Linked DNA regions of Homo sapiens: region 2 is linked to region 1. Evidence: chromatin loops called from intact Hi-C (ENCODE). Cell type or tissue: endothelial cell of umbilical vein. All regions are shown on one strand.

Evidence for each region. A loop is a pair of places that touch in the nucleus more often than their neighbours do. Peaks named below come from ENCODE experiments on the same cell type or tissue, not always from the same donor. Only the 100,000 strongest peaks of a DNase experiment are listed, where the experiment ranks them.
Region 2: it touches region 1 in a loop (7-fold over the local background); 34 of 110 quality-filtered maps call a loop at or near these places.

Annotation. Positions count from the first base shown.
Region 1 is chr4:86,032,483-86,040,482 of GRCh38, reverse strand. The region is part of intron 11 of MAPK10 (mitogen-activated protein kinase 10); the gene reads left to right. Among named protein-coding and RNA genes, the nearest start is that of MAPK10-AS1, 83 kb to the left of the region's middle. In endothelial cell of umbilical vein, a CTCF peak has its summit at 7,136; DNase peaks (open chromatin) are centred at 3,522 and 7,152; H3K27ac peaks cover 3,538 bases.
Region 2 is chr4:85,757,652-85,765,651 of GRCh38, reverse strand. All of the region lies in intron 3 of ARHGAP24 (Rho GTPase activating protein 24), which reads right to left. Among named protein-coding and RNA genes, the nearest start is that of MIR4451, 39 kb to the right of the region's middle. In endothelial cell of umbilical vein, no CTCF peak of the experiment used is centred here; DNase peaks (open chromatin) are centred at 2,261, 3,001, 3,691 and 4,951; H3K27ac peaks cover 4,379 bases.

The DNA of each region.
Region 1 (8,000 bases):
TAAACTTTCTCTATTTGTTTTCATTTTTTCTCTTCTGACCATATATTTTTAAATAACTTGTCTTCAAGGCTACAAATTCTTTCTTCTCCTTCATCAATCCTACTATTGCATTTTTCATTCATTCATTATATTCGGCAATAGGATTTCTCTTTGTCTTTGAAAAATAATTTCAATCTCTCTATTAAATTTGTTTTATTTATTGTTTTCTTGATTTTATGAAATTGTTTCCCTGTAATTTTTTTGAAGTTTGTTGAGCTTCCTTAAAACAATTATTTTGACTTTTTTGTCTCTTAGTTTATATATTTCCACTTCTCTTGACTCAGCCACTGGGAGATTTTTGTATTTTTTTGGTGGTTTATGTCACCTCAGCTTTTCATGTTTCTTATTTCCTTACACTGATGTCTGTGCATCTGAAGAAGTAAGGGCTTATTCCAGTCTTTGCAGACTGGCTTTGTCTGGGAAAACTCTTTATCAGTCAGCCTTTCCATAGAACCTGTGCATGCCATTTGGTGTCGTCTAAGGGTAGGCCTGCTGTTGGAGTCCTCAGGTAGGTTGGCTGGGCTTGGTGTCTGGGTGCCTGGGTCAGCAGGTGGGTGGGTCTATAGGGTTGGGCCTAAGTCTAGATCCACAAGTGTGGACCTATTGATTGAGTCCCCATGGATAGGCCTGAAACCTGGGTACACAAGGGCAGACCTGACGCCTATGTCTGCAAATATTTGCCTACATCTGTAGAGGCTGGCCTTATCCTTGGGTCCACAGGGGGCTACTTGGCTCTGGGATTGGCTTTGAGTCTGAGTCTGCAGGAAATAGTCAGTTACTGGGATGGATCTGATGTCCAGGATTATAGGGGACAGCCCAGTGCTGGAGAAGTTCCAGAGGCTGGGCTGCTAAGGTAGACCTGGCAGTAGAGTGGCCCAGAGACCAAGTCTGCTGTATAGACCTTGAGTCTAAGGCTATAAGCCCCTGATCAGTGCTGGGAAAGGTGTGGAAGCTCAGTCCACAAGTACTAGCCTGGTGTCTAGGGCTGTGAGGGTCTCTTTGGTGCTGGGTTTTTCTGTGGCAGGCCCAGTGTTGGGGTCTAAGGCAAAGTCTGATGCTCACTTCCTTCTCCTACCATCATGTGGAGGGTATCTGTCTCCATGCTGTGCTGTCTGGTAATTGGGGGAAAAGTGAAGCAGGTAATGTGAAACTGTCCTTCCTCTCTCTCCAGTGCATCTTTTCTTGTTTCCGTGCTATACCCAGGTGCTGAAATCTCTCACCTGGTTTCCTTCACTTTTGTGAAGGTATTTTTGTGTGCGGATAGTTGTTCAAATTGATGTTTCTGTGAGAGAGGGAGCACTGGAGAGCCTTATTTTATCATCTTGCTGACATCTCCTCAAATCATACTTTTAAAAGGCATTTATTTAATCTGTAGTAGTATATTATTTAATTTCTGTTTGAGAACACAGACATAGTTCCTGAAACTTGCTGAAGCAATTTTTAATAATCAACGGATAGTACATCACAAAATGCCATATATCTACATTCAGAAGGCAATGAAGTTTTTGGTAATTGGAAACCAGGTCATTGCTTAATGCATAGTAAGGTCACATTACTGAGAAATCATAGGAATTAATTATATCTAATCAATTCTTTTGATAATTGTGCATATTGCAATAATATTTTCATTATTTTGGCGATTGTTGGTAAGACTATTTGTGAAACAAATACTGAGCTCCATTTTGGGGTAATGAACTGCTGTTGGTGCCACAGAGAATATAAGGCTTTAGAGAAAAATTGGACATGCTAAACTGTGCCATTAGCCAAATAAAACAATAAAAGTGCATATCATTTTGTGCTTCATCAGAGTCATTTTACCAAAATTTTTATTTTCTAATTAATTGGTGAAAATTTAACAAGTCCTAGTCATCAAATTAAGAAAAAAAAAATTAGAAAACTCTATGTGTAGAGATTCAAGGAAATATAAAATCAAAATGTTGTATATTTCCTTAATGGATTTCCTGTTCTATCTAATTTTGTACTAAGATATACCCTTCTTGCTTAAAGCGTTTTAATAAAGCATGCATCTTTTGACAATCATCTAACTGCCAAGCTTAATAAGAAAAAACAAAGCATATTTCAGTAAGATATAATATCATTTACTTTGATCCAGATGTTGAATTAATAATGAGTGCACACACTGAGATACAGTGCTATTTAAAGCTTTTGTTGACATTTTAAACAAGGCAGCAGAACACAGGGAGATCCTTAATTAGGACAAAGCAGACAAACACCAACAACTTGATGGACTGTCATATGGTTCAGAGCATAAGTGTTAGGGAAAAATGTCAGTTCAGGGCTCAAAGAAGAATCAAAGGAACAACTTTGTACAACTTAGATTTCTCATATCTGGTTTTTATCTCTTTAGAGATTCATGTGTTTAGAGGTCTTTGATGTCCATGATACTTTGACAAAAAAGTGTTTAAGAATGTAAGTGTTGACTGCTTGTATGATAGTTGCCAGCTCTAGCTGTAAGTGTAGACTGACAGAAAATTGGAACAGAAATCAGTGTGTGGCAGGCACAAATTTGTCTTTAATGAATATCTTTTACAGGTGTCAAATTATCCAGTTTAATGTTTCTTCAACCATAAGAATTCCATTATTCTGTCTTTTCCCATAAGAGACCATAAATGTATTCATCTGTCACTAATTAACTCTGTGATTGTGGGCAAATCACTTATGCTTTCTCAGTTTCTATATTCTCATTTGAAAATTGAATAAGGGTGGCATTAGATAATCTCTGAACTTTCTTTTACCACTAATATCCTATAATGCTGTTGAAAAAGATACTTCCCATGTATCTTTGAAAATTATCTCAAAGATTCAGTAAAAAATAAATTCACACATTTTACTCAATGAATATTACTTATATATATGGGATAAAATGAATGAAGTCACAAGAAAGGGCAACTTTTTTTTTTTTTTAGACGGAGTCTCGCTCAGTCACCCAGGCTGGAATGCAGTGGTGTGATCTTGGCTCACTGCAAGCTCCACCTCCCAAGTTTATGCCATTCTCCTGCCTCAGCCTCCCGAGTAGCTGGGAACACAGGCACCTGCCACAATGCCCGGCTAATTTTTTATACTTTTAGTAGAGATGGGGTTTCACTGTGTTAGCCAGGATGGTCTCGATCTCCTGACCTCGTGATCTGCCCACCTCGGCCTCCCAAAGGCCTGGGATTACAGGCAGAAAGAGCAACTTTTACCTTCGAAAGCTCAATTAGGAATTGAACAGGTACTTGTTAAAGAGATCGCTTTAGTAGAAAGTCATGGCCAACAGCAAGAACTCCATAGAATGCCCACAGAATCCATATTTTTCAACTATAGATTTATTATGCAGAATTCTACTCTTGTCTGTACTGTCTGCCAACAGCCATATTTTATAGCTGAATTTTACGTTTCTAAAAATAGAGAAAATGGAAGGAAATGCTGACGTGCTGTCTCAGAGAAGGAAAAGGTACAGCTGCAATTGTTGAAACCTCAGTGGTAGAAAAACATTGCAATTCAGTTGTTTTCTTTGTCCTCAAATTACTGTATACCTTAGATCTCTAACATGCCATGTCACAACATTGCTATGTAGAGTGTCCACATATTTATTCTCCAAACCACAACACTTAAAGGAGCGAAGGGCGTAAGTGCTACTAATAATTACAAGGACAATAAGCATAAAATGGAACTATTTTGTACAAACTGGGAAATATGGTCACCCTATTGGCTTATGTTTCTATTTCTTGTTTTACAAAGATGTTCACTTTAAATATTGTTTTATTAGTCTTTATTTTAGATTCAACAGTATTGACACTTGCTCTGGATTACTCTTTAAATTGGGTTTTAATAAAAGTTTCATCATTAATTAGCTATATGACTTCATGATATATTTTTTAAAATTTCCTTGAATCTTAGTTTCCTGACTGTGAGGATTATTAAGGTCTATATAAAGACAGCTTAACATATGGTGGTTTCTCAGAAAAAAAGTGACTTCCTTTAACTAGATAGAGAACAGTGTTTTTTTTTTTATCAAGTTCTCAGAGACTTGAGAGAGTAGATCTGAGATCATTATAGTTTTTCTAGTGTCACAATTGTTCTATGGTTTCTTTCCTTTTAATTATATTGGTGTTGAGGATCTTTTTCTACATTTTATTCAATTGTTTAGGTGATGTCTCATATTAACGTCCTCCACCGAAGATCTATCTGGATCTTTCTGGGGGTGATAGCAATTTAAAGTTTGGAAAGCTTTCAAAGGGTTCAGAGGCATGCTTTCTATCATGCCTTTCTGGTGCCCTGCGAGTCAAAATCCTCATGTGCTTCATTTGCAAGAAATGGCCAATTACTAGCTTTTTGTGAAATTCTACTTGCTTGACTTCTATAACATTGCAATATTCTCATTTTTCATGTATTTCTTTAGCTATTCTCTTTTGCCTTAGTGAACTTACCTTCCTCTGTCCAATCTTTAAATTTTAATTTGGCCATTTACTCTCTATACCCACATATCTTCCCTGGGTGACCTCATCCACTGTCATAGTTTCAACAAACATCACTTGCTGTTAGTCTCAAATCTATACACATCTCTAGCCAACAGCATTCCTCTGAACTTCAGATTATATACTTAACTTTCAAATCATCATCTCTTCTCACATAACACTTAGGCTCACCTCTACCAATCTCATTTCCCCTTTTCCATTCTCTATTTCTTTAGATGGCTTCACCAACACGATCATCTTCCCAGGTACTCAGCTTAGAAATTGGGGACTCATATTCTTCTCTCCCATCACATATGTTCAATCAAAAACCAACTTCTACCAAGTTTATTTATTAACATTTATTAATTATTCCTGAATCTGTGTCTTTCGTTCACCCTCATCTTTTTTTTTTTTTAACCGCAGTCAGAACTTTCAATATTTTTTTATAGATCGTGCAATGGCTCCCTACCTCTTCTCTCTGCTTACAGTTACATCTTTCTTCAATCCAGCTGTAAATTTCACTGTTCCGTTCTCTTACATTCCTCAGTGGTTTCTCTTCTTCTTTCTTCCGTATCATGATACCCTGGATCATTTTTTTTTTTTTTTTTTTTTTTTTGAGACAGAGTCTCACTCTATCACCCAGGCTGGAGTGCAGTGGCACAATCTGGGCTCACTGCAACCTCCACCTCCCGGGTTCAAGCGATTCTCCTGCCTCAGCCTCCCGAGTAGCTGGGATTACAGGTGCCTGCCACCATGCCCGGCTAATTTTTGTATTTTTAGTAGAGGTGGGGTTTCACCATGTTGGCCAGGCTGGTCTTGAACTCCTGACTTCAAATAATCCACCCACCTCGGCCTCCCAGAGTTCTGGGATTACAGGCATGAGCCACAGCGCCTGGCCCCCTGGATCATCCTTGATCCACCCTTTGTCTGACCCTTCTGCTTCTCTAAGTACAGCTCTTATATCTTGTCACTTCTGACGACATGTTTTATTTTACTGTGACAAAATTCCTTCTTGTTTTCTTGGCATGCATGTACACACAGAGAAACACATGCACCACCACTACCACTACCACCACCACCACCACCACCCCTATTCTGTTTTCTACATACTGTAACTTGGCTTATAATGTGCTCTTGGCATGGAGTCACTTTTTTCCTCCTTCTTTTATCTTGACAACCTCCCACACATCTTTCGCTCACTGAATAAGCATCACTTTACTCCAGGAAATCAAATCTAGGCTTTGTTAGGACTTCTCCACCCTGTTCCCTTAGACCATATACAGGTTTCTATCATTTATCATGTTGTATACTAATGATCTGTTTTGCATCAGTCTTACCCCAGTAAATTGTGAACTCCTTGTGGTCAGCAGTCACCTTATTCAATTTTGAAATCTCAGTTTTTTATATAGTCTGCCATGTGTTAGGTGCCCAAGACCTTTACTGAATGAATACATTTAATAAAGAAATAAATAAATTCTAGTATTTATTAATTCACAGTGACCATGTACTTGTTTGTGTTTTTTTCCTCATTTAATTGAAACAATTTGGACATGTTTCATCAGTATAAAATTCATATAATTGACCACCAATATAAATTCATATGAAATTAACCATCAATAAAAATGTGTCTAATCCATTTTAAGTTATTGTTTATGCAATCCATATAAATTTGTGTTTGAATTTCTGCAATAATTTCAACCAAGGAAGTTCAAATCTTCCAAAATAATATGAAAGAAGTTTACAGTCTTTTGAAAAAATATTCAAAGGGTGAAAGTCACAGGCCCTGATAACTGTTCATATACTATCTTTAATGTCCTCTTATCCTTCATTTCTCACATCTCAATTACTCTTATCTGCTAAACTCTCCTAAAATACTCTCTCAACAGACACCTCTGGGGCATTTTTCTTTATCCCCACTCCTCATTTATTTTTTATTTAGATTGTCACTTAGCAAAAGAATAATTCCTATTAAATAAGATAGGGAAAGAGCACAAGCGAGTGCTCAAATACCAACTTCTCCTTAGCGGAAGGAGGCAGGGAATGTTTTGAACTATCTCATCCTGATGATTGCTGCCCAGCACTTATACGTGTGTGTTGTAACATTGCTCTCTCTGGATTATTGGTCAATTATTCTTTTATATTGTCACATAGAAGACATCTGTATGTGAATGTGCCCTTTCACTGGAGGTGACATTCGCATTTCCTCTTCAAAAAACAAACAATCAAAAATCTGAATATGTAGTAAATTTGCAGAGGCCGTCGAACAAATACTATAAATCAAGTGGTTTAAAGCAGCCCTCTTGGTTTGTTGAAAGGAAAAATCTTGAACTCAGCACTTTGCATTCTCTCTTGTAGTTTGTTTGTGATTAGTGTCTATGTACTTTGTGCTTTATATATCAGCAACAGCTGTACACTGAGGCTCCTAGGGAAACCTCCTGAAAATAGCTTTGTTGCAAAAAGAAAATGGCATTTATGAACTTTGGCAGGAACTGTACTCTTGAGCCATGTTCAATTTTAAAACTTGAATGGAAAAATCCACTGCATGGAGAAGCCAGCCAGGCAGGATCATGAGCTGGATCTATTGTTAGAAGAAGAAGGAGGTGCCAACAGCTCAGAGGGCTCTGGGGGCTCTGAGAGCTTATGTACACTGTGTCCTGCAGGGGTCCTGGACAAGGTCGCTTGGATAGCGGCCTAACCACAGCATTATACATGCTCAGGAAGAGGCAAAGCCGGAAATTTACCACTTGGCAAAGCGTCTTTACAAAACCAGAGTTTGGCTTTGTGGTAGCTTCCTTAGGTAATGGTTTCACAATTTTTCAAAAATAACTTCATTTTACTCATTCACTCACTAAGTCAGAATGTTTCTATTATTTGAGAGTCCTTTATAGAGGTGGAAGGTTCTACCTCAGTCAGGTCCTGAGAGCAGTGCCTGACTATCCCAGTCCTGTCACCTTATATACGTTCAATGTGTTGTGTTCTTACTATTGTCTGGGGTGGTGTGAGAGTCTCATTTTGCTTAGTTGTCAGTGCTGACGGCTGCTGAGAGCTGCTCAGCCAGCCACATCTGAATTGCAGTAGGTGAGGTTTACAGCCTTCTGCCCCAGTATCAGTCAAACGTGCTAAAAGAATGTCTGGCTCCGTGAGTAGTTATTTCTCAATACTTCAGTATTATGCTAAGTTACTTCACCACAGCCAGGCAAAGTCTTCTATTTTCATAGCCAGATACTTTGCAGGATGTGAGGCCCCAGCATGCCAGGGCTAGGATGAATATTTGTGTCTGTCATGATTCAAGCTACCACAGATTCTGCATGAATTAGAGAAGGGTCACTTTAGCCCGAGGGTGCTGTTCATGAGCCAAAAAGCTCTCACAGAAGCCAGAAGCTGTCTCTGAAAATCTTGTCCAGAGCTTTCCTTACTATAATAGCCATTTTTGAAAGGTCTGTGTCCTAAAGGGGTTGCATCACTCTTATTGAGTGACTCTTTTAGTTTTTCACAAAAACTATT
Region 2 (8,000 bases), 270 kb after region 1:
CCTCTGAAACTTCAAGTAAGTAGTAATTTTTTATCTAATTATATTCTTTCTTAATATACCAGAAGCTTGTAAAGAGTAGTATATGCCTACAACTCTCTATTTAAACTACTATCATGCTTGGAGATGTAAGAAAATATATAAACCCTTTTCATGACTAATTATTTTTCCATATCACCCCCAAAATCTTTTTTATTACATGGACCTTAGTGAATCTTTCAACTCATTTTCCTTAGTGCTTATTGGGTAAACATTAATCATTCATCTTGAATCCATAGATCACACCTACATGCTCTAAGCTTAGTGTATGAATCAGTTAAAACAAAAACGTTTTAATGCCACTTGCAGGTGTGCTCTAATATTCTACTCACTGCACAATCCAATTCACAAACCATAAAATTATTTTCAAGTCAGGCTTACCATATTACGTTAAAACATACAATTTTAAGCAATAGCTACCTTTCACAAAACACACCTTTTTTTGTAGCATATCTAGTGTATTCAGCTGAAGAGTTTACTTTCATTTAAATATTAGTTTCAGGAATTAAAATGTAAAGTTTGATTCTTAGGCTAAATCATTCACTTAAAAAGTCAAACAAATGTTCCACTTCTATTGCATGGAAGCAGACACAGACAAACCTCAAAGTTAATATGCCATTTGGGCCAAAAATCTCTAGATAAGGTAAAAATCTCTAGATCTTCTCTATGATAACATATGCCTTTCAAGGGGCAAGGAACAAGTATACTGGTTTGTTTAAACATAAACACAGGCAGAATTAGTATAAACTTTCTGAATTGCAAATGCTAATAAGTAGTTGTATAATGAGAGATCTTTGAGAATTACAGTAACGAAGAGGAGATCTACTTAAGCCATACCAAAATTATTAATATAGAATGCCTCTTTCTTTCCTTGTGAGCATTCAGAAAGTGATCCCTCACCCAAATAGCTTTTGTTCATAGAAACAAAAGTCAGAAAATGTCCTTGGTTTCTCCTCTGTATTCACTGCTGGTAAAAAAAAACAATTACTCTGGGGGCTGAAGAAAAGGGGAGGAATGGACCTCCTGTTTCTGTAAACAGCTCAACACTAACAAAATCTCACATCTTGCTTCTCAATCAATACCAAGCTCAGTGGTTAAAAGAGCTGCATCAAACCTGTGTTTTATCTGGTTAATGATATCAATAAAGGTTATCTCTACAAAGAATGAAAAGGTCACTAATCAAATTGCAGTGACTCCATCACATTAATATTGCTTGGGAATGCGTTTTATTGATTGTTTAGTATTCCTGTGTAGAATCCCCTTCCTTTTAACGCATTGATGATAGCAGGGGAGAACAACAGTAAAATGTTGCCACACGAGAGCCCTCACACTATAGCAGATAGAAAAGCAGATCCCTTCAGCATCTCTCTTTATGATAATAAATTTAAAATTGAGTATGAAGAGGTAAAAATAAAAATTGGAGAAAAGAAAATTTGGCTTAGAGATTTCTTGGTGGTAAAAGGAAACCATCAATAAATTCTTCCAGAAACTCTCATTGTTAGTAAACTCCTTGGTATTCAGCATGACATGTGATGCTAAATTATACATATGTATATTTGAAAATCTACTTTCTTACAGATCTTACATTTTTTGGGAGAGATGGAAAATTAACATTAAAAATAAAGTATGATATGTACATTGATATTAAAAATATAGGATGCTGACTTTTGGATTTTATGTACAATGTTAATGTAAATATCAATTCTGTTTATTGCTGCTTTTGCATTTTGTGAAAGCCTTCATTGTGAAGGACTCTAGTTCTTGTATGCCTGGTAAGAAAGCATACATTTGTGATTGCTTGGATGGTATTTATTAGTACATCATATACTTCTGAAAACTCAAGACTGTTACTCCATCATTATTATTTCAGTAAAGTATTTGAAACATGTTCACTCTTCAAAATAAAGAAATAAATGAATTACTAGTAATATTTTGGGAGAAGTATTTGAAACATTTTCACTCTTCAAAATAAAGAAATAAATGAATAAAGAAACAAACCAAAAAATAAATGAATAAGTAATTCCAGACACCCCCCTTTGCCTCTGAAGGCTTTGGGCTCCTCTACATTCTTACTGGTTGGTAGTTTCATTCTGAACTTCCAATCCAGGCCTCGTCCTCATCTACCCTATCCCTTGCCTCTTGTTGTTGGTAGGTGTTCCCTCCCTATGGGACCTCAGTTATTCCAGTGGCACCAGGGTGGATCTAATGGCTTCCCTGCAAGATGCCAAACTAAGAGGTTTTATTACCTGGAAAATACAAGACACAGCTGTTTATGTAAGCGCCCCAGGCATCCTGGTTAATCATTCTTGCAAATAACATTAAATGGGATACAATTCTGATTGCTGCATTTGGTTTTTTGCCTAATATAAAAAAAATGGCCTAGTCACCTTAGCAGAAAGTCAGTGATTTCTCACAAATGATTGCTATATTTCATGCTTTTTCAGAGTTAAATAACAACACCAAATTATTTCACTTCGAATAGTAGCTTCCTGCAACTATAAAATATAAGAATCAGGCAGTGGATATATATCCAAAATACTAATACAATGTATTGAAGATGCAAAAAATGGTAAAATGGTGCTTTTAAAAATGTTTCATTTTAGATAATAATAGGAAAATCAATAGTCCAAAAGAAGACTTAAGCTATTGTGTCACTAAATTTAAAATGTGTATTTGGAAACGAAATAATAGATTCTTTGTTTTATACCCTGTCATCTTGTTTTTCTTTTGTTAAAAGAAAGAAAATAGCATTTCTAAGCTTGTTGATCTTCACAGTTACGCTAGTTAAACCAACTGTATAGAGTAAATCTCTTTATTTTAGGCACAGGAGAGAATTCTTTACATAAGTGTAATAGGAAATTATTTCCTGTTGGGTCAGCCATTGGAGGAGCTTCTGGCCAGGACTTGGGGTTTGGAGTCAGACGGACCTGGAAGAATCCCAGCTCATTCACTCATGGGCTATGTGACCTTGGGCAAAGTTTTTAAACACTTTGTTTCCCCTCAATTTCCTATTTTTCAAGATAGAGCTATCTTTCTCACACATTTGTTTTAAAGAATGATTCAGCTAAAATACACAAATTGCTAAGCACAGTCACCTTTAAAACAACGCAGTTTTGTTAATAATAATATTTGTTAGCTTATGTTAATTAGGTTTGGTACAGAGTAGGTGGAGAAAATGGGAAGGCTGGCAGCAGGGCATGTGTTTTCCCTCTCCTGGATCTTGCTTCAATCGCTGTCTTTCCTTTCCTTCTCGTTCTCAAAGAAAAAGTATCATATGATTTTCTGTACATGAGCCAAATGCTTACAGAGTCAAATATTAATGTGCAAATGATGTAGCATGCTACAGGTTTTTAAAAATAAAAGTGAATGAAATTTCTTAATGATACTGATGGTTGCTCCGTAATGTAGCTTAGTATTTGGGCACTATTTTAAACAAATCATTCTTTCTTAAATAATGTTCTCTATTCACCCATAACCACATGACACTTCAAATGGAGAACTGAGTTTAAGTAGAATACTGAAGATGTGTCCACTGATGGGATGTATTTATACTTACTGGTGGTGCAATTTTACCATGGCCACTGGCCAACTGGCTGAGTTCTTAAAAAGTCAATATAAAGGCTGCGAGACATAAACAGGAACTTTGGGGAAGAAACAAAATAGGACTGTTGATCATAATACAGCGGTTACTATGGACTCAGTCTTCCTTCTCTCTGCAAGCACCTTAAAACCATTTGTTGGTTCAGTGAAAGCTGTGCTTTTCCCAGGAAAAGAACAGCCAGCATCCAGAAGGTTAAAGCGTTTGTAGTAACCTGAGGTAAAAAGACATCACCTCAGCTGCTGCACCTTGAGATAGCCACTGCTTCTGAAATTCACCTTCATTACATCTCACGGAAAACGTATAACATATATTTTAGGCATCTTTTTGAGTAATCTGAGTCTCCACCCTGTTCTCATACTGCATTCATTCTTCATTTGACCCACACATTGGAATCACATGATTTTCTCTTCCTTAAAATAAAAAAGTCTTCACCAATCTAGTCAGATTTCCAAATGTATTTCTTATTGGTTTCCCTTTAACCACTTTCACTCAGTTTTATCTTTCCCCTTCTCTTGATCGCTACTTCCAGCTTGGAGGAATCAATAGGAGAATTCACTCACATAAACCAAAGGCCAGTAAAGATTCCCATGCATTCCAATGGACTCTTTTAGGTGGATGCCAGTGAATGGTGAGAGATGAGATTGGGAGAGGAGAGCATTCTCAGCTACTGAGTCCACAGTGAAACTAAAGAGAAGCCATCGCAAGGCCTGGAGAACTATCTCTAGAAATATCTTGGCTGCACTGATGAGATTTTGGGCACGTATTTCTTTAACTGTGATAAAACATGAAATAACAAGAGAGAATCAAATTAGGAAGAACTCCAGCTATCTCCAAGGTGTTTGTGATCTGAAGCACTACTGGGGAGGTAATTGTGGCTGATGCACCACCACAAAAGATTGAGAACGTCTCCCTCCTGCAATAATCAGACTAATGTTTTCCTCATTACCATGTCTTCATTTTTCCTGTCGACAGTACAATGGCTGCAGAGGTCTCATTACTGTTTTCCATATTTATGTTTTAAATTATTGATAGGCTGTAGTAGGGCTGATATGTGACTGAAAACCAGCAGTGTCAGGTAGTTAAGAAATATTTTTCAGAGAGCCATTGGAACATAACACATGTGCATCTGTCAAGATTGGAAAGCAGAAAACATACATGAGACACAGTTGGGCTGTTCAATTTGTTAACTACGTGGGGCAAGTCAACTGTCTCCTGAATGCAATATGTAAGAATGGCTAAAGTGATAGGACTTGAACTCTTCCAAGCTCCGGGCCTTTTGGCTCCGGGCCTTCTGTTTTTTGGCTTCGGGCCTTCTGTTCTTCTTGCATCTTGTTATGATAGCAATTATGGTCCAAACAACATCATATGGCAATGATTTAATTGGCTCAAGTACTGCTCCAAAGGTAAGTGTCACAGACTTTTTGGTCCTATTCCCCACTTTTCCTGTTTGGAAGCAGATTACTCAAATAGCAGAAATAAAATGTCATTTCTGTTGCCATATGGGAAACTTAATGCTACAGTTAAAGAAAGACTCATGTAGAAAATTCTGTTTCTTAAACGTGGCATGTAAAATTCCATTGCAGTAAAAAAGAATGGCATTTCATATGGTTGAAACATTTACAAATAAGGAGCAAAAAACCAAAACTCATGACTCGGTCAGTCATAAAACATTTTCAAAACCTTGATATGTAATATTACTATAGATCTCAGGTTAATCAGCACATAGTGAACACTGAATAATATTTTAGCAATATTATAGAATATTAAAATAATGTAATCCTGAACCAGTTAAACTAGACTTCGTTTCAGTTAGGCCAATGTTTAGGTTTTGTTTTTTATTACTTGGGATTAAAATCAGATGTCTCATTGAAATAACTTTGTGTTGTTTAAATTAAAGAATAAATGGAATTAAACATTTTAACATGTCATTTAGTAAATCTGATTTTTTTTCTTCAGAAGAAATAAGGAAAAAAAGTTCATTTGATTTTTACCAAATGAAACCAAAACCCCACAGCTATCTGTAACATTTTGGAACTGTGAGTTAATGAGACACGTTTTCTTCCCATCTTTAAGTCCTCTTGTCTCCATCTCTGAGTTGACTACTGAGCCTTGAAAATGGAGATGAATTGTCTTTGTTCACATCCTAAGTGGTTGCAACATACAAGGTTTTTTGAAGGGAGAAATTTTCCTTCATTCCAAGAATTGATAAAGCCTGCTGAGAGTTTCAAGCTAACAATCAACTTGTTCCCCCTTTAATGTCTGTTTCATGTACCACCCTTCTTTCCATTCCCACTGCCACTGTCCTTTTACACAGCCTAATTTCCCCAGACCTGGACAATTTCGCCTACTTTCTAACACGTCCTTGCCTCCAGTCTCAGCCTCAGTCCTATAGACAGAGAAACTATCCTCAAGTGCAATTCTGATCATGTGACTCGGTGTGGATACCTGCCAAAGTGATTGCTGAGTAAGTTTCAACCCACCCCCCTAGACTCTGCATAAAGTCTTTTATAATCTGAGTTCAATTTCTTTGCCAATATTACAGCCATCAGTCCTCCTTCTCTAATCAAGGTGGTATTGACTAATTATTCTCTTCCTTTTTGCTAGCATATTTTCACAACTTTGCTGGTAAAAATCCTATCTATATTTTGAGGGCTGGTTCAGGTGCCATTTTCTCCATTAAGTCTTTCCTGGTTCTTCTGGCAAAAAGTAATTTCTCCCTTCTTTATGTTCCTCTAACATTTGGTTATACCTTTCTTCTACAGTCATTATTAAATTCTTTCTCCTAAAGTTATTATTGTATGATTTCACTGTTTGTGATTTGAATGCAAGGGGTCCCCAGATGATACATAGGGAAAAACTAAAATTGAGATTAATATTTTTCCAGCAGTATTAGGGATAAAAGCAAGATTCTACAATGTTATTTTGTATTTGTCTTCATTGAACATCTGATAATCAAATTTGGGAATTAAAGTGCAATTTTTTTTCTGTTAATTGTAAGCTGAGTTATACAGTTCATGCTGTCCTGTGAGATACATTCAAAGAAGTAGCGTAACGATAAAAAGGATAATAATATAGTTTTCATATTCAAGCCTCATCAGCAAAACTATAGCAACTTCTGAATGCTAAGCCTCTCTTTTCCTTGGAACGGTCCTGGGGTGATTTACGCATCATTTTCCTTAACAGTTCTTAATATTCTCCTCTTCCAAAGACTTTGATATGTATGCCTTTGATGCTCACTGTGTGGTGCATGAAGATTTGAACCACTCTTCTCTTTTGTCTTCATCTTGTCCTTGCCACCTTCCACAAGGTTGTTCCTCCTTATGATGTCTCGCGAAGTCCTTCCCCTTGTCCATCTTCCCACTTGCCTTCCTCCAACGCACCCATGTGCAATGAGGTGCCAGGATCATCTCTTTTAAAAGCATAAAACTGCAAAACATGATGCTTACAACCTCTTGCCCAAATTTCCTTAGGAGACAATATCAGAAGGTAATGAGAGTGATATTCCTCCCTGCAAACATGCAACCTATAAGGAGCTGGGGGACTTCAGCTCCTCATGAGCTGGAGTTGAGCACCTCCTTACCTGCCATCTATTGTCTACAAGTCACCCCTGCTTACTAGAGAGGTTGCATCACTATCCCTCATTTCTCACTGCTGGTCTTTAGGCCTTCTCTCCTAACATCCACTCACAGGTGGCTTGATTCCTCGCATGGGCATACACGATAGGCTCCCTTTGAGGACCCTCACTCTTGTAGGTACACGGCTATCTTCAGGAAGATAACTGATACGTTCCTTGGCATTGACAGTCTCCTCTCATTATACTAGTAGGTTATATTTGTCTTTTATTTCAGTTTTGGTGAAACACACATACTTACAAGCATAGATCACTGACGCCATTGTATTTTTGACAGAAGTAGTAGGGAATACGCTTTTAAAACCATTAGGCTTTTTTTTCCCCCTTCTTCTTCCAAAGCACATAATATAGCCCAGAAAGTTCCTAAAGAATTGGTTGCATTAGCCAACAGACACGTGAAAAAATGCTCATCATCACTGGCCATCAGAGAAATGTAAATCAAAACCACAATGAGATACCATCTCATACCAGTTAGAATGGCGATCATTAAAAAGTCAGGAAACAACAGGTGCTGGAGAGGATGTGGAGAAATAGGAGCACTTTTACACTGTTGGTGGGACTGTAAACCAGTTCAGACATTGTGGAAGACAGTATGGTGATTCCTCAAGGATCTAGAACTAGAAGTACCATTTGACTCAGCAATCCCATTACTGGGTATATACCCAAAGGACTATAAATCATGCTGCTATAAAGACACATGCACACGTATGTTTATTGCGGCACTATTCGCAA